3 separate regions of the Homo sapiens genome follow, and regions 2 and 3 are each linked to region 1. Evidence: chromatin loops called from intact Hi-C (ENCODE). Cell type or tissue: psoas muscle. All regions are shown on one strand. Each heading gives the region's core, and the rest is flanking DNA. Links, peaks and the distances in the headings are about the cores only. Region 1 overlaps LOC105375535 (a long non-coding RNA gene). Region 2 overlaps DENND2A (DENN domain containing 2A). Region 3 holds the start of RAB19 (RAB19, member RAS oncogene family).

Region 1 (6,152 bases), core at 724-5,723:
ACAGCACCACTGTAGCTTTGTGGCCAGGACAGGCTTTAGAACAGAGAAGTTAACAGGGCCTGGTGGGGTGCAGTGGCTCACTCCTATAATCCCAGCACTTTGGGAGACCGAGGAGGGTGGATCACCTGAGATCAGGAGTTCGAGACCAGCCTGGCCAACATGGCAAAACCCCATCTCTACCAAAAATACAAAAATTAGCTGGGTATGGTGGCATGTGCCTCTAATCCCAGCTACTCAGGAGACTGAGACAGGAGAATCGCTTGAATTCAGGAGGCGGAGGTTGCAGTGAGCCGAGATTTTACCACTGCACTCCAGCCTGGGTGACAGAGCGAGACTCCGTCTCAAAAATAAAATAAAATAAAGAAGTTAACAGGGTCCAGGGGCAACAGAGTTGCACACAGCATGGTGGGGGCATACCGTGTCAGAGCAGGAAGTGGCCTCAGAGATGAGCAGCCCAAGCCCTCGAGGCAGAAGGAGGGGAGACTTGCCTTGGCCACACAGGGTTAGCACATGCACTGCACGTGGGTAGTAGTAGTCCAGTTACGTGACACCGGGAGAAAGGTGTCTGGAGCAAGCCACCTAGAAAACCAGAAGGCAGGAACTAGAGGAGAGATTCTCGTGATAAGGAGTAATGGAGAAAATTCAACTGAAGAGTGAAAAAGAGAAAGCGAGGAGGCCGTGGTCTCACGGGGAAGGGATGGGTCATTGCCGCAGGGCACACACACACAACTGCCTCCTCCTTTCCCTGCTTCTTTCAGTATTATTTCTTTTCTTTTCTTTTCTTTTTTTTGAGACACAGTCTCGCTCCATCTCCCAGGCTGGAGTGCAGTGGCGCTATCTCGGCTCACTGCAAGCTCCACCTCCTGGGTTCACACCATTCTCCTGCCTCAGCCTCCCGAGTAGCTGGGACTACAGGCACCCGCCACCGCGCCCAGCTAATTTTTTGTATTTTTGGTAGAGATGGGGTTTCACCGTGTTAGCCAGGATGGTCTCGATCTCCTGACCTCGTGATCTGCCCGCCTCGGCCTCCCAAAGTGCTGGGATTACAGGTGTGAGCCACCGCGCCCAGCCCCTTTCAGTATTATTTCTGATATTTTCTCCTCTGCCAGCTTGGGGAGTAGATATGGGTGGCCCAGAGCCAAAATCCACATGCCAGGGCCTGACTCTCTTAGGAAGGAATTGCAGGTCAGAGATACCAAGCAGGACCTGGGGGGAGGGGCAGGGCCAGTGCTTCTCACACTTTTTTTTTTTTTCTGAGACAGAGTTTCCGTCTTATTGCCCAGGCTGGAAAGCAGTGGTGCAATCTCAGCTCACTGCAACCTCCGCCTCCCGGGTTCAAGCGATTCTCTTGCCTCAGCCTCCCGAGTAGCCAGGATTACAGGCACCCATCACCATGCCCGGGTAATTTTTTGTAGTTTTAGCTGAGACGGGGTTTCACCATGTTGGCCAGACTGGTCTCAAACTCCTGACCTCAGATGATCCGTCTGCCTCAGCCTCCCAAAGTGCTGGGATTACCCCAGGCTGGAGTGCAGTGGAGGCATGAGCCACCACGCCCGGCCTTTCTCACACTTTTTATCTGCCTGATAATCCCATTGAGTTTAAGGGGGAAAAAAAGAAGAAAAAAAAGAACAGATTCTGGCCTTCGCTGAGTGATCCTGATGCAAGGGGTCTGGGATGCAGCCCAGGAACGTGCAGTTTTACAAGCACTCCAGGTGTGTGTTTGCTTGTAGAGACAGAGTCTCACTATGTTGTCTCACTCTGTTGCCCAGGCTGATCTTGAACTCCTAGTTTTGAGAGATCTTCCTGCTCTGTCTGGCCTCCCAATGTTCTAGGATTACAGGTGTGTGAGCCATGGTGCACAGCCGCCCAGGTGTTTTTGGTGGAGGTGGCTCAAGTCCCCACCAGAGACACACTGGTTTAGAGCCTGCTCAGGAGGAACAAAGACGTTGAAGCTGCAGCAGGTAAGTGCAGGGCGTTCCCTTCTCTTATATTCTGTTCTGAAGAAAGTGTGAGTGTGGGGTGGGAAGAGGGGTAAGGAGGTCAGGGGGTGCTGAAAGGGTCTCAGCAGAGAACTGTGCGAAAGGACCTAAGACTAGTGATTCCCAAGCAGGGACAACTTTGCTTCTTTGCTTCTCCAGGGGACATTTGGTAATTTTTCTTTTTTTTTTTCTTTTAAGAGACAAGGTCTTACTCTGTCTCCCAGGCTGGAGTGCAGTGGCACAATCATAGCTCACTGCAACCCCAAACACCTGGGCTCAAGCCATCCCTCCACCTAAGCCTCCTGGGTATCTAGAACTACGGGTGTGCCCCATTGCCGTGCCCAGGTTTTTTTTTTTTTTTTTCCGTAGAGACAGAGTCTTGCTATATTGCCCCGGCTGGTCTGAAACTCCTGTGCTCAAGCAATCCTCCCACTTTGGTCTCCCAATGTGCTGAGAATACAGATGTGGGCCACCATGCCTGGCTGACACTTGGCAATGTTTGAAGATATTTTATTGTCATAATTGGGAAAGGGAAGTGCTATGGTCTGAACGTGTCCGCCTCCAAAATTCATATGTTGAAATCCTAACGCCCAAAGTGATGGAAGGTGAGTGGAGCCCTCATGAATGGGTTTAGTGCCCTCATCAAAGAGTCCCCAGAGAAAGCTCTCACCCTCTCCCACTCTTTCCACCACGGACACAGTGAGAAGGCGGCGGTCTGCAGCCCAGAAGCAGGACCTCCCCAGAACCCAACCATGCCGCACCTGGATCCTGGACTTTTCAGCCTCCAGGAATGTGAGAAAGAAATATTTGCTGTTTCTTTTTTCTTTTTTCTTTTTTTTTTTTTTTGAGACAGAGTCTTACTCTGTCACCCAGGCTGGAGTACGGTGGCCCAATCTCGGCTCACTGCAAGCTCCGCCTCCCGGGTTCACGTCATTCTCCTGCCTCAGCCTCCCGAGTAGCTGGGACTACAGGCGCCCGCCACCACGCCCAGCTAATTTTTTGTATTTTTAGTAGAGACGGGGTTTCACCGTGTTAGCCAGGATGGTCTCTATTTCCTGACCTCGTGATCCTCCCGCCTCGGCCTCCCAAAGTGCTGGGATTACAGGCGTGAGCCACTGCGCCCGGCCAATAAATATTTGCTGTTTCTAAGCCACACAGTTCATGGTATTTTGTTATATAGCAGCTCAAACGGACTAAGACAAGGATTGTTTCTGGCATCAAGTGGGTAAAGGCCAGACATGCTGCCGAACATCCTCCAAAGCACAGGACAGCCTCCCTCTCCACACACAACGAAGAATTGTCTTGTCCGGAATGCCTAAAATGCAGAGGCCGGGAAGCCCAGAGCCAGCCCATTCCCCACCTCCACCATCTTCCCCTTGAACTAGTACTTGCCCTGCATCACATCTGCTGGGTAGCAGTGTTACACGCGAGCTGCTAAACCCGGTCATGTGGTTCACGTGGAAAGAGAAGCAAAGCCAGATGGGCTTTTGCAGAGTTCCCCTTCCCTTGCCTCCCGGTTGGGTCTGGGAACCTCCAGGAATCGTGTGTTATCCTTCCCGAGTGAATGGTGCCACCTAGTGGAAATAGAGTTAACAACACCAGCAGGAGCATTTCATACACCTGGAAACCTAAAAATTAGCTGGCTTTCCACTGTTGAGAAGATTCAATGCGGATCAACGAAAGCCACCCAAATGAGGAAGGCAGAGGCTATTTATTTAGCGTTTTCTATGGCCAGACAGTCAGCCACCATCACTTGCCTTTGGCAGAGAGTCAAATATAACTGGAGACTCAAATGCTAGTGGGAAAGGCTTCTATAGGTTTCAGGTGGGCTCTAATTGGAAGATGTTGGCAGGGGGAAAGTGCAGGCAGCAGCATCTTATGTGATGGGTTTGGAGAGGATTTTTGGCTTTCTTGGCTTGGTCCTGAGTTGGAAGTGTCAGTGAGAATTAGGGCAGCAGGCAGTCATTGAGCAAATCCTGACGTTCTGGGCCTATCGCCATAGAAGGTTGGCTTGGCTCCTGCCCCGGTTGCTGCAAAGGTTGTGGGTCACAGCCTCTGAATATGCAGAGTCAATGACCATATATGACACTAGACATAGAAATGCATAGTTATATATGGCCATTGTCCCTTTGCGTATTCAGTCTCTTAATTCATTCAACATTCTAAATATATCCATCCCTCCTGTTACTAATCCTGAAACGGATTGCATAAAGTTACCCATGTGAGCAGCAGGTTGACTCCAAGCCAGCATCTGTGATTTTCAATGGTTGCCCTTATAAACTTTGATTTAGGGTTCATATGTGATAGAACTGTTTTTGTTTTGTTTTGTTTTGTTTTTTACTGCCCATGTTGCCTTCATATGTATGACATAATTCTCCTAACTGACATGGGCCTCAGTAATAATCTCTCAACTTCACCTGTGTGGGAGCTGACTCTAGCTCTTTACAATGCTACACTTTCACCACTGCCACCACCATCACCAGTCATTTGGTGGTGGTGATGGTGGTGGATGGTAACAGTGGTGGTAATGATGGTGGTGATGGTTATGGTGGGCCTATTTCTGCAGAGATTGTAGGTCGCCACCATCACCGTCACCGTTACCACCACCACTATCATTATGATCACCACCACTTTTGTCACCACCACCACCAGTCACCACCAACACCGTCACCAGCACCACTGTCACCACCACCACCACTATCACCATCACCATTATCACCATCACCACCACCACCATTACCAATATCAATGCCACCACCATTGCCACTGTCACCACCATCACTGTCACATCATCACCATCACCACCGCCACTGTTACCATCACTACCACTATTACCACCACTACCACCAACATCAACAATACCACTACCATTACCAATATCAATGCCACCACCATTACTGTCACCACTATCATCACTGTCACCACCATCACTCACCACTATCATCCCCATCACCACCACTACCACTGTCACCACCACCACGACCACCACCATTATCATCACCACCACCAATATAACCACCGCCCCATTACCAACATCAATACCACCACCATCACCATTGTCACCGCCATCACCACCACCACTGTTACCACCCACTACCATTACCTTGACCACCACCACCACCATCTTCACCACCACCACCACCATATTCACCACTACCACTATCTACAAGGTCAATGGTTCTCAAAATGTTTTCCCCAAACCAACAGCATCAGCATCATATAGTAACTGTTAGAAATGCACATTCTTGGGCCTCACCCCAGACCTACAAAAGTCAGCAATGGGGTGGGGCCAGCGCTCCAACTAATTCTGATGGATGCTAAAGTTTGAGAGCCACCATTCTAGATAAATTTCTAGGATGCCCACAAGGGCCTTATTTTCAGTCAGACCTTCCACAATGTATCCTTTAAATTTGTGAAAATTTGCTTGTCTTATGAAGTAGTCAGAGAAACAAGACGACCTTTATCTAGGTAATATCGAGGCAGAAATTCAAGGAAAAATAAATCCACTGAGCTGGTGCACACCTTAAAATAATTATCCTCCTGTATTCACCCATACTTGTCTAGTCCCCTGCATCCCGCAACATTTCTTGGCGAGCCAGCCAGGAGGAGTGGAGACGGCAGATCTACTGTCTCCTTTCCCTATGGGGCTGGAGCCCCGGGCCTGGGGAGACCTGTGACCCCAGGTGCCACCTGGAGAACTTCAGCCTAGAGGGGTGAAATCAGCTCTCCTGTGACCCAGCACCCCTACCCAGCAGCACAACAGAACCTGAGAGGGGCTACAGGACAATTCCAGAAACAGCGTGCTTCAGGAACTGCGGTAAGGTATTGGGGCCCAAGGCAGGACCCGTCTCATAAGGATAGAAGGGGAGCCTTCCCAGGGTGTAACTGGTAGTCTGACCCAGACGGGTTAGGGGCAGCAAGAACAGCTCGCCAATTTGGATGAAACTCACATCCCAACCGACACCGGATGTGAGAGTGGCTCGCTAAGTTGGTTAGGAAAAGGAAACTGGAGGCGGCAAGAGTGGCTCACCATCCCAATTAGGAACACAGGAACTGGGAATGGGGAGGTGTGTGAAAGTGTGTGAGAGATGGTTCCTGGAGAAACCAATGTGGGGAGTGATGTGGGGAGTCACAGATCTCTTAGCGTGGACTGTGTGCTCCAAGCGAAGTGTG
Region 2 (6,152 bases), core at 840-5,839, 140 kb before region 1:
GCTTACGCCTGTAATCCCAGCACTTTGAAGGCTGAGGTGGGTGGATCACGAGGTCAGGAGCTCAAGACCAGCCTGGCCAAGATGGTGAAACCCTGTCTCTACTAAAAATAAAATTAGCTGGGCATGGTGGCAGGCGCCTGTAATCCTGGCTACTCGGGAGGCTGAGGCAGGAGAATCGCTTGAACCCGGGAGGCAGAGGTTGCAGTGAGCCGAGATAGCGCCACTGCACTCTAGCCTGGGCGACAGACTGAGACTCTGTCTCAAAAAAAAAAAAAAAAAAAAGAACAGCCCTGGCAACATAGTGAGATCCCATCTCTACCAAAAAAAAAAAAAAAAAATTCTATTTACCAGCTTTGATATGCCTGAGGGTGTGACCCCTGTGGCCCTGGATGCTGTCACTCGTTTCATTGATATTCCTTTTTTTTTTTTTTTTTTTGAGACAGTGTCTCACTCTGTTGCCCGGGCTGGAGTGCACTGGCGTGATCTCAGCTCATTGCAACCTCTGCCTCCTGAGTTCAAGTGATCCTCCCACGTCAGCCTCCTGAGTGGCTGAGATTACAGGTGCCCGCCACCACACCTGGCTAATTTTTGTATTTTTAGTAGAGATGGGGGTTTGCCATGTTGGCCATGCTGGTCTCGAGCTCCTGACCTTAAGTGATCCACCCACCTCAGCCTCCCAGAATGCTGGGATTACAGGCGTGATGTTTTGTTTTGTTTTGAAAGTCACTCAGGTTGCTCTGTCACTCAGGTTGGAGTGCAGTGGTGCAATCTCGGTTCACTGCAACCTCTGCTTCCCGGGTTCAAGCAATTCTCCTGCCTCAGCCTCCTGAGTAGCTGGGACTACAGGAGTGCGCCACCACGCCAGGCTAATTTTAAAATTTTCTGTAGAGATGGGCGGACCCACTATGTTGCCCAGGCTGGTCTTGAACTCCTGGTCTTAAGTGATCCTCCCACCTCAGCCTCCCAAAGTGTTAGGATTATAAGCATGGACCTCTGTGCCCACCTTCTTTTTTTTTCCTAAAAGAAAACCATGTTTATTTGAGAATAGCCATTGCAATGGTAATACACAGGACATAGTAAAAACTATGTGCTGCATATTCAAGGAGGTAAAGGAAGACAGGGTTTTTAAAGGAAAAGTAGGGAGGATCACATTGTTTTGAGATCATTATCCTTGGCTACAAGGATCCATAACAAGGCTGGCGCCAGTCTGAGGCTGGACAGGCAGTTGCTGGGCAGATGTCCTCACACAAGTATTTTGTGTGTCTGTGTGGCTCCATTTTGATTCTGGCAACTTTCACATGGTCATTTGTGAACGTTTGTTAGGCTGTACACTAATATCTGTATGTGTATTTTTAAAGTATGTATATTTTGGCAGGGCGTGGTGGCTCACACCTGTAATCCCAGCACTTTGGGAGCCAAGGCGGGCGGATCACCTGAGGTCAGGAGTTTGAGACCAGCCTGGTCAACATGGTGAAACACCGTCTCTGCTAAAAATACAAAAATTAGCCAGGTGTGGTGGCGCCCGCCTGTAATCCCAGCTACTCAGGAGGCTGAAGGGGGAGAATCGCTTGAACTCGGGAGGTGGAGGTTGCAGTGAGCCAAGATCGTGCCGCTGCACTCCAGCCTGGGGGACAGAGCGAGACTCCATCTCAAAAAAAAAAAAAGTAAATAAATTTAAAAAAAAGTATGTATATTTTACTTTAAGCAAAAATGAAAATTAAGATGGGGCAAGTGTGCTAAGATACTTGTACAAAGATGCTGTTTTCGATGTTATGATGTTAAAAACTGGAAACGTCCTGCATGTATAAAGAGCCAAAGGCTGATGAACTAATAGCTTTTAGTATCCCCACAGAATGGAATATTATGCAGTCATTGGGAATGTTGATAAAGATGTACATTTATTTGCTTGGAGTTATTAAGTAAACAATATAATGCGAAATAAGTTAAAAAAAGAAAGTATATTCCAAAAAGTGTCCCTTTCTGGGCAATATACAAATATGCAGACTATTAAGAAAGTTGACTAGTCTGAGGAGCTTGCTAGATACATATATTCCTGAGCCCACACACAAACTTGACTAATCCAAGGAGCTTGTTAGATACATATTCCTGAACCCCCACACTCAAGGATTCAGGGATTCTCATTCAGGCATCCCCCTAGTCCCCACCCACACACACCCAGCCAGAGTTTTTTTGAGAAGGAGTCTTGCTCTGTTGTCCAGGCTGGAGTGCAGTGGCATGATCTCGGCTCACTGCAACCTTCTCCTCCCCAGTTCAAGCGATTCTTCTGCCTCAGCCTTCCAGGTAGTTGGGATTACAGGCACGCACCACGATGCCCGGCTAAGTTTTTCTTGTATTTTTAGTACAGATGGGGTTTTGCCATGTTGGCCAGGCTGATCTTGAACTCCTGACCTCAGGTGATCCACCTGCCTGCCTTGGCCTCTCAAAGTGCTGGGATTATAGGCATGAGCCATTGCGCCCGGCCAGGCAGGTTAATTTTTATGCACAGCCTGGTTTCTACCATTCTGGGAGCATCTTTGAGAATTTGATGTAAACTGTGGATCTTCACCTCTGAAAAAGTAATGGACACACCAAAGCCTGGGTAGAACTTGGAGGGGCGAGGGGGTCCATAACTCCAGCTAAGAGGAAGGATGAGAGGTCACCTCCCCTCATTTTCCTCATTTCTATTTATCCTCGGAAGGCCCCTTGCTCCCGCTCCCTAAAGGTTGAGAACCCCTGCCAGGCAGTATGGCCCCTCTGGGCCATTGTTGAGGTCGGCGCCCCTCCCTTTTGTGTTTCTGTGAGGGTCGCTGGTGAGAGCTGAGGGCAGGGGTCACCTGGTAGTGGCCCTGAGGCTTGCTCTGAGAACCTGCCTCAGCTGTGTTCGGGGCTTTTCCTGCCTCCCCGCTGTCCCTGCTGTCCCCACTGTCCCCGCTGCAGGACAGCTCTTAGGTCGCCCTGAGGTTTTTGGCCTTCTCCACACCCTCCCTGCTTCTGGTCCAGAAAACGCAAGCTGCCTCTCTGGCTGCACACGGCTCATGACGCCGCCCCAGCGTTCTCACCCTCCATCTTGTTACCATCAGCCGCAAAAGGTCCCCCCGCCCCCCACCGTGTACAGGCAGTGCACATCCACTATTGCATTAATGCTGCTCTGGGCCCCTGGAATGAGATGGGAACGGGGTCAAAGTTGTGGCTATGTGTTGGAAGGTGGGCCGTGAGCAGTGTCGTAAACTTGAAGACCCCTAGAACAGTTTACTGACCTCTTTTTGTGTGTGTGCCTCTAAAAGCCAGGGACTACTCAGGCAGTGGACAGTTCCATGGCTTCTTCTAAGAGAACAAGGCAGTCAAGAAGAGTCAGGTCCATTTGGGAAGAGAGACGTCCATGGCCTCGGCCACCAGGTGGCATCACTGTCCCTTCTGGAAGAGCAGCGTGTCTGGGAAGCCACATCCGTCTACAGCTCCCGTTCCTCCCTAGCCTCCACTCTAGGGCAAGGGCCCAGCCTTTCACTAGGAGGCCTCACTCCCTGAACCCGAGGCACCGGCTCCGCCTCCTCCCCTCACAGTCCTCATGTGTCGTCAGTCCCGCTCCGAGGAGCACCTCATTTCTGTTGCCCATCACCACTCCTCTTAGCTCCATTGCTGAGCGGCCGGATGGGACGAACGAGGGGAACGTGTAGGGCAGGACAGGCTCCTCTTGGCCTTGGCATAATAAACAGAAAACCCACACATTTTTCTTACTTTTAATATCTAAGATAAAAAAAAAAACCCAACCACCAAAACAACCCATTTGCATGTCGGCGACACGCCTGGTCTCGGGCTCCCTTTCTGGGGCTGTCCTCCCAGGCGGCTCCCAGGTCCTCATCCAGGGAAGAGCCCAGCCTCGGCCAGAAGCCACCGCGGCCTCCAGTTCCGCACCGTGACAACCTGGGACCCAGCCTTTCAGAAAGGCCACCAGGAACTGTTTTTAAAGCATAGGGCTGCACTAGGAGGAAGTTTTCCCTTGAGGCTGAGAGTTATTTCTTGTGGAGAAATTTCATTTTATTGCCTAAAAAAAAGGAAAATGAGAACATTTCACAAGGCAGACAAAGGAGGGTGAGATAAATCTTGCCCTTTCCACCCAGAAGTGGTGCGGGTAACGGGGCCCCCACGCCACCCCAGGGAGCCTCATCCCTTGCTCTGGAGAAGCCAAAGGGGCTTTGTTCTTTCCAGAGATCCCCGTGGGGTCTTCCTCAGACTTGAGGGGGTTTGAAAGGAAGACCATCAGAGCTGTCTAGGAGGGCTGGCTGCTTCTGTGGTAATAAAGGAAGCACCGAATTAACACATCCCTCAGGAGCCAGGGGAGGAGAAAGTGCCCAGCAATGCTGTGTGTATTTAAAACACTCTGCTTCCAGGTAGCCCTCCGTCCTGCAGGAGGCACAGATATGGCGCCCTTCACAGGCCCTCTGGGAGGGCCTCACTGCTGCAGACACCTCCCTACTGGGGCCTCCGTCCTCTTTTTTGGCTGTCTTCATTCTCCCTTTCCCTTTAAGGGCCTTTTCACTGATTAAACTACAGTCCTTGTAAGTGTCACGTTTCTACTTTCCAGAGGAATTTGGACACCAGTGCGAGTCTTTCTTGCCAGACGTCCTTGTCTGGTTCCCGCCATGCTCCCTCAGCTCAGTTCCTCTGAGATTTAACAGTGCAGGAGATCATAGAGAAAGAAGACAGCAAGAAAGCCCGGGGACCCAGAAAAGGAGGTGCTGGGGGCAGCGTTTCCTTTGTTTTCTCTTTGGGGACAGATTAGAACAGGAGGTTAAAATGCCAGTAGCATCTGCCCAGCGCAGGCCGTAGAGCTCTGCATTATTCAGGGCGCTGGCTCCAGTGGAGGGAACCGGCTGGGACTCCGAGACAGACAGCTCAGAGGCACACAGGCTGGGCACCCAGAGCCCGGGGCCTTACCTAGTCCCTTCAGGAACTTATTGACACCGCTGTGCTCTCCACTGGGGAGTGTTTCCAGATACTCTTGGGCTCGGACCTCAAACAGACCTGTTAACAAGAGAAATCCCAGCCATTTGAGTTCTTGGTCTTTGCACTTCTAAATGTGTCCATTTCCTCCCTACCAGAGAAAAGAGAAACCTTGTTTCTGAGACTAAGCTGCTCCTATAAACATGCTCTGAATCAGGAGGTTTTATAAGGATTTTATTGCTCTTATAATTGCCCCACCTGTGCAGTAACTCCCTTTGGAAAGCTATAAAGCCACCTCATAGATGAAATCCTATTTTTATTCAACAAACGCCTTCCGAGCGTCTACACTGTGCCAGGCGGGCAGTTTTAAAGATGAACCGGAGTGGCCAGTCATGGTGGTTCACGCCTGTAATCCCAGCACTTTGGGAGGCTGAGGTGGGCAGATCACCTGAGATCAGGAGTTCGAGGCCAGCCTGGCTAACATGGTGAAACCCTCTTTCTACTGAAAATACAAAAAAATTAGCCAGGTGTGGTGGTGCACGCCTATAATCCCAGCTACTCGGGAGGCTGAGGCAGGAAAATCGCTTGAACCCGGGAGGCGGAGGTTGCAGTGAGCCAAGGTCACGCCTTTGCACTCCAGCTTGGGCAACAAGAGTGAAACTCCGTCGCAAAAAAAAAAAAAAAAGTTGAACCGGACTGTCCTGGCTTGGGAGGGGTGTCTGTGCTCTCCCATTTCCCTGCATTCTCCTGTACGAGGGCCCTGGCCAAGTGGCTTAGTTTTCCAGGAGTCCCTCTGTGGAGGTGTGGAGGGAGGATGGCTGGATAGGCCATCTCTTAAGCCGCTTCTCAGACCCCTGGGGTCTGAGCTTCAGGCACTCTGTCTTCATTGCTGACTGATCTTTCATGGACAGAGGGTTCTTTCCAGGGTTTTTTTTTTTTGAGATAGAGTTTCGCTGTGTCACCCAGGCTGGAGTGTAATGGTGCCACTGTGGCTCACTGCAAGCTCTGCCTCCTGGGTTCAAGCGCTTCTCCTGCCTCAGCCTCCTGAGTAGCTGGGATTACAGGCGCCTGCCACCATGCCCAGCTAATTTTTGTATTTTTAGTAGAGACAGGGTTTCACCAAGTTGGCCAGGTTGGTCTCGAACTCCTGACCTCAGGTGATCTGCCCGCCTCGGCCTCTCAAAGTGCTGGGATTACAGGCGCGCGCCACA
Region 3 (6,152 bases), core at 784-5,783, 250 kb before region 1:
AGGCAGGAGAATCGCTTGAACCCGGGAGGTGGAGGTTGCAGTGAGCCAAGATCGCACCATTGCACTCGAGCCTGAGTGACAAAAGCTAAACCTTATCTCAGGAAAAAAAAAAAAAAAGTAACCATTACCAGAAGAAAGACAACATTTGGACACTGAACTTCATGACACTGACACCTAACAGGTTTTATTTCCTGATCACACATTTGGGGCGAATCTTTACCTACACTGGATTTCCACATTGTGCTGGTGGTTCTCACCCTGCAGCAATATTTGGCAGAGTCTTTTGTTTTCTTGCTATACCTGCCAGTGTTGAGTTTATCTCACTCAGAAGAGAGTATCCTGAAAATGGATATGTAACTGGAATTTTGGGTAAGACAAATATTTTCAAATTTATCTGAAGACATCATAGAAGTAATGTTCTTGGACAGTGAATAAATTGCCCTGTATTTCAGTGCTTCTCAAACGTTGCGGACCCCAGCCTACAGTTAAAAAGACATTTCAGGCCAGGCACGGTGGCCCACGCCTGTTATCCCAGCACCTTGGGAGGCTGATGTGGGAGGATTGCTTGATCCCAGGAGTTCGAGACCAGTCTGGGTAACAAAGTGAGGCCCTGGCTCTACAAAAAAATGAAATAAATAGCTGGGCATGATGGTGCACACCTGTAGTCCCAGATATACAGGAGGCTAAGGCAGGAAGATTGCTTGAGCCCAGGAGGTTGAGGCCGCAGTGAGCCATGACGGTGCCACTGCACTTCAGCCTGGGAGACAAAGTGAGACCCTGTCTCAAAAAAAACATTTTTTTTTTACATCACCCTGTAAAATATGCATGTGTACAACTGACCCAAACATTTTGCAAAACAGTAGTCACTGTTACTACACAAGATACATTCTGAAGTTGTTTCTTAATCCCTTCTTGTGAAAATGCTGGTTGCAACCCACAAAGGTTGATTTCATGACTCATTTATAGGTCTCAGCCCACAGTTTGGAAACAGGACACCGATGTAAATATTTTATCCAACAGGGTGTCTCTGTTTCAATTTTGCTTATTGTGTCTATAATGCCATTTAACTGCCTACATATCACATCCTATGTAGTGGAGAAAATCTGGTCCCTGTGATAGACATTGGGAGGCAGTTACTGTTCTAGACTCTGGGGAAAAAATAGTAAGGAAAATTCACCTCAGCTTTATGCTTCTACTGCCAGCATCTGGGACTGATAAACTTGAGGTTTTCTGGACGTCAACCTTTGCTCTATGGTAGAATTTTTGAGGGAGTGAGGCAGACATTTTCTTTTCAGCTTTTTCTTCTCATATACCTTCAAAGTTCTTTTAGTTTTGTTTTTGCTTCCTTCTCTTTGCATCATCTCCTTTCTCTGACTCCTCACAAAGAGATATTCAGATCTACAAAACAAAGACTTAAATTACTTACAATCTGGCCAGGTACGGTGGTTTCATGCCTTGTAATCCCAGCACTTCGGGAAGCCAAGGCAGGAGGATCACTTGAGCCCAGGAGTTTCTTCTCTTTTTTTCTTTTTTTTTTTGAGACGGAGTCTCACTCTGTCACCCAGGCTGGAGTGCAGTGGCGCGACCTTGGCTCACTGCAACCTCCACCTCGCAGGCTCAAGCGATTCTCCTGCCAGAGTAGCTGGGATTATAGGCTCACCACCAGACCCGGGTAATTTTTGTATTTTTAGTAGAGATGGGGTTTTGCCATGTTGGCCAGGCTGGTCTCGAACTCCTGACCTCAGGTGATCTGCCCACCTCAGCCTCCCAAAGTGCTGGGATCACAGGCATGAGCCACCATGCCTGGCCAAACCCAGGAGTGTCAAACCACCATGGGCAACATAGGGAGATCCCAGCTCTAAAAACAATAAATAGTGGGGCATGGTGGTGTATGACTGTAGTCCCAGCTACTTGGGAGGCTGAAGTGGGAGGCTTCCTTGAGCCTGGGATGTTGTGGCTGCAGTGAGCCATAATTATGCCTCTGCACTCCAGCCTGAGCCATAGAGCAAGACCCTGTCTCTAAAAAATATGTATATATAATAAAATAAATTACTTAAGATCTATATCCTCCTTTAGTTGGTGTTATCTCAACTAACAACCCTCAGGCCAGCTGTAGTCCCAGATATTCAGGAGGCTGAGGCAGGTGGATTGCTTGAGCCCGGGAGGTTGAGGCTGCAGTGAGCCATGAATGGTGCCACTGCACTTCAGCCTGGGTGACAGAGTGAGACCTTGTCTCCAAAAAAAAAAAAAAAATTTTTTTTTTACATCACCCAGTACAATATGCACATGTACAACTGACCCAAACATTTTGCAAAACAGTCGCTGTTACTACATGAGATACATTCTGAAATTGTTTCCTAACAAGGGACACCAGGACAAATTGAGAGCAAAGGACGCAAAAGCCCACAAGACAAGGTAAAGTAGAAGAAAGGAGCAGGGGCAGTGTCGTATGGGCCAGCACTGGTTTAATTCACTGGCTGTTCCTTCCTGTGAGGGCTTTCCGCTAGGCCGGCGAAGGCTGGTGAGAAAGCCGGCTCTGCGCCCTGCCCTGTGCTGGCCGCCCTCACCTGGCGCTTTGTACCCTGAGGCAGCTCCGGACTCAGGGCAGGTGGGAGGGATTGCACTTTCCTTTCACTTTCTCAGGACGCCAAACCCGACACCTGGGGCCAGAACTACACTTCCCACCAAGCAGCGAGGCAGGAGGAAGAAGGGGGCACTGGGGGGCTGAAAAGCAAACCCAGAAGAAAGCGAAAACATTACCTGCTGACCAGCAGAGGTGAGAGAGCGAGACAGGTAAGCGACAGGTGAACCAGGAAGGCGAAGGCTGCGGGATGCCGGCGGGAGGACATCATCGGGGTGGACGCTGCCTGTGCCTCCCAGCAAGGCTTGTAGGCTCAATGAAAGGGGGCTTTAGTGGAAACCCTGAGGACTCCTGAGGGTGGGGGGAGACATGGAAGTAAAGTCTCAGCTCAAGTTACAGTGATAAGACCAAGACACCGGAAGTGGAATGGCTGTCTTTAGTTGAAAAGTCAGACAGGAAAAAAGTGGTTTGATTGTGTCTGTTGTCTGCTGGATCATCTACCCATATGTGATTTCAGAGAGGTCCAAGAGAGGTATGGGATCCTTCTTCATCGCCTTAAAGCCCTGGGTTTTTGCATGCAGATTGGACATTTGAGTGCATTTTACCTTGTGTGATGAGACAGAGTGTCCTTGTCTATGACTTTAGAGAAAACCAAAGTAAAACGGAGAGGTGAAGAAGGATGTCACAAGGCAGGGGCAATTTGCAGCACATCAAATGTAATCATTAAGTGGGATCAGGTTTCAGTTACTTTTAGAGCAATTGGATGAGGAGTCCGAACACACTCTCAGGAAGAACAGTTAAAGAGGATGGGGATATTCTCCTTGGGGGAATATTCTTGCTGCTTCAAATATCTGATGGGCTGTCATGTGGAACAGGAATGTGATGTGTCTTGGCAGAGTAAGGATAGCACGGAGCTAGACAGATGGAAACCTCATGGAGGGAGGTGTCAATCCCACAGAAGTGAGAGCTGCCCAGTGCAAAATGGAAATTTTTCAGGAGGTAGTCAGTTCCTTGTGATCAGAGATATTTAAGCATAGGTGGACATTTAAGCCAGGGATGCTGATGGTGGGAGTAAGTTTCAGGTAGGTGACTTGGTCGATTGGTGTTTTCCAAACCTGGCTCATCATCAGAATCACCTGGGGAAGAGACAGAGCAAGAGGGGAGGGGAGGGGAGGGAAGAGAGACAGAGGTTTTTGGTTTTGTGTTTTTGTTTGTTTGTTTGTTTGTTTTTTGAAACGGAGTTTCGCTCTTGTTGCCCAGGCTGGACTGCAATGGTGCGATCTCGGCTCACTGCAACCTCTGCCCTCTGGGTTCAAGCCATTCTCCTGCCTTAGCCTCCCAAGTAGCTGGGATTACAGGTGCATGCCACCACGCCCGGCTAATTTTTTGTATTTTTAGTAGAGATGGGGTTTCACCATGTTGGCCAAGCTGATCTTGAACTCCTGACCTCAAGTGATCCGCCTGCCTCAGCCTCCCAAATTGCTTGGATTACAGGTGTGAGCCACTGCCCCTGGCCTATTTCTTATTATTTTAATAGAGATGGGCGGGGAGGGGGGGCGCAGGGCTCTCATTATATTGCCTAGACTACTTTCAACCTCCTGGCGTCAAGTGATCCTTCTGCCTCGGCCTGCCAAAGTGCTAGGATTACAGGCATGAGCGACTGCGGCCTGGCGCACTAAACATATTTTAAAGTTAAAAACACAAAACACAAAACCTGGCCCAGTGCAGTTTTGAGATCATACCACTGCACTCCAGCCTCGGTGACAGAGCGAGACTCTGTCTCAAAAAAAAAAAAAAAAAAAGAATACTAAGAAATAATTTTTAAAAGAACAAGGTAAAATATGTTTAGCAAGTCTGGGATGAGCTCCAAAAATATATTTTTTCAATGATATTCCCAGATAATTCTGATAATCAGTTAGTTTGTGAAACACTGTCATTAAAAACCTTTATTTTCCAGCCGGGCATGGTGGCTCATGCCTGTAATCCCAACACTTTGGGAGGTCAAGGCGGGCAGATCACCTGAGGTCAAGAGTTCCTAACCAGCCTGGCCAACATGGCAAAACCCTGTATCGACTAAAAATACAAAAATTAGCCAGGCGTGGTGGCAGGCACCTGTAATCCCAGCTACTTGGGAGGCTGAGGCAAGAGAATCGCTTGAACCCAGGAGGCGGAGGTTGCAGTGCAGTGAGCCAAGACCACACCATTGCATTCCAGCCTGGGCAAGAAGAGTGAAACTCTGTCTCAAAAAAAAAAAAAAAAAAAAAGGAAATATATATTTTTCAATGATACTCTCAGATAATTCTGATAATCAGTTAGTTTGTGAAACACTGTCATTAGAAACCTTAATTTTCTGGCGGCGCGTGATGGCTCAGGCCTGTAATCCCAGCACTTTGGGAGACTGAGGCAGGTAAATCACTTGAGGTCAGGCATTCGAGACCAGCCTGACCAACATGGTGAAACCCCGTCTCTACTAAAAATACAAAAATTACCTGGGTGTGGTAGTGCAGGTCTATAGTCCCAGCTACTCGGGAGGCTGAGGCAGGAGAATCGTTTGAACTGGAAGGCAGAGGTTGCAGTGAGCTGAGATCATGCCATTGCACTCCAGCCTGGGCGACACAGCGAGACTCTTTGTCTCAAAAAAAAAAGAAAAAAAAAAACCTTTGGTAAAATATGCCATAACCAGCCTTTGGTAAAATATGCCATAACATTATAGCCATGGTTTTAATTTTGAATATTCTCAAAATCCTAATTTCCTGGTCAAAAAAATTAGGCTCCAAACAGAACAAAAAGGTCATGTCACTCTTCCCCAAGCTGACTTACCAATCACCTCTTATCAGTCCTCGTTGCTAGCTACCTGGATGGTCAGTAGTTTTTTGTTTTTTGGGTGTTTTTTTTTTGAGGTGGAGTTTCGCTCTTGTTGCCCAGGCTGGAGTGCAAAGGCATGATCTCGGATCACTGCAACTTCCGCCTCCCGGATTCAAGTGATTCTCTGGCCTCAGCCTCCCGAATAGCTGAGATTATAGGCATGCGCCACCACACCCAGCTAACTTTGTATTTTTAGTAGAGATGGGGTTTCTCCACGTTGGTCAGGCTGGTCTCAAACTCCCAACCTCAGGTGATCCACCCACCTTGGCCTTCCGAAGAGCTGGGATTACAGGCATGAGCCATCGTGCACGGCCTGGATGGTCAGTCTTACAGCAGTTGGGAATCTTTCTCCCCAGGTGAAATTGACACTAGTGGGACCTCCAATGGCAGGTGAGTCACTGCTGTGGGCATTTCCTCTGCCATTCTCCTGCTCTCCGGGCACTCTGATGGAGCATGTGGCACCTCGTCTCCAGGCCTAGGATATATCACTGCTTTTATCTGATGGTGTTGACCGTCCACTGGACCCACCAGAGAATGGCAGTAGAACCTCTTTATTCCAAGAGCACCCCTAAAGTAAGATCAACACACGTAGGGCAGATGTCAGCTTATGGGGACAACTCCTCTGTGCCCGACTAGCATCATTAGCATCGTCCTCTCACAAGGATGTAGCACTGTGAAGGTAATGACCTCCCTTCGTCTTGTCTTG

What was found. Hi-C counts contacts between places; a loop is a spot of excess contacts. Peaks named below come from ENCODE experiments on the same cell type or tissue, not always from the same donor. Only the 100,000 strongest peaks of a DNase experiment are listed, where the experiment ranks them.
Region 2: a loop joins it to region 1, with 8 times the contacts of the local background. A loop is called at or near these places in 106 of 110 quality-filtered maps.
Region 3: a loop joins it to region 1, with 2.3 times the contacts of the local background. A loop is called at or near these places in 3 of 110 quality-filtered maps.

Annotation. Positions count from the first base shown.
Region 1 is chr7:140,650,046-140,656,197 of GRCh38, forward strand. LOC105375535 (a long non-coding RNA gene) reads left to right here. Exons shown (of 6, transcript XR_928047.3): 3 at 1,770-1,961; 4 at 2,349-2,584; 5 at 5,544-5,796. Among named protein-coding and RNA genes, the nearest start is that of DENND2A, 12 kb to the left of the region's middle. In psoas muscle, for the core only: a CTCF peak has its summit at 3,571 (motif pointing left); a DNase peak (open chromatin) is centred at 3,485; H3K27ac peaks cover 321 bases.
Region 2 is chr7:140,514,697-140,520,848 of GRCh38, forward strand. DENND2A (DENN domain containing 2A) reads right to left here. Exons shown (of 20, transcript NM_015689.5): 19 at 4,936-5,022; 20 at 3,724-4,042. The coding sequence ends at 4,011. Among named protein-coding and RNA genes, the nearest start is that of MKRN1, 38 kb to the left of the region's middle. In psoas muscle, for the core only: a CTCF peak has its summit at 3,407 (motif pointing right); DNase peaks (open chromatin) are centred at 3,425, 3,845, 4,135 and 4,853; H3K27ac peaks cover 1,667 bases.
Region 3 is chr7:140,401,425-140,407,576 of GRCh38, forward strand. RAB19 (RAB19, member RAS oncogene family) reads left to right here and starts at 2,634. Exons shown (of 4, transcript NM_001008749.3): 1 at 2,634-2,793. It overlaps LOC124901759 (a long non-coding RNA gene), which reads right to left and starts at 3,044. Exons shown (of 2, transcript XR_007060561.1): 1 at 2,761-3,044; 2 at 159-1,398. RefSeq lists enhancers at 2,207-2,708, 2,709-3,208. In psoas muscle, for the core only: no CTCF peak of the experiment used is centred there; no DNase peak of the experiment used is centred there; H3K4me3 peaks cover 634 bases; H3K27me3 peaks cover 636 bases.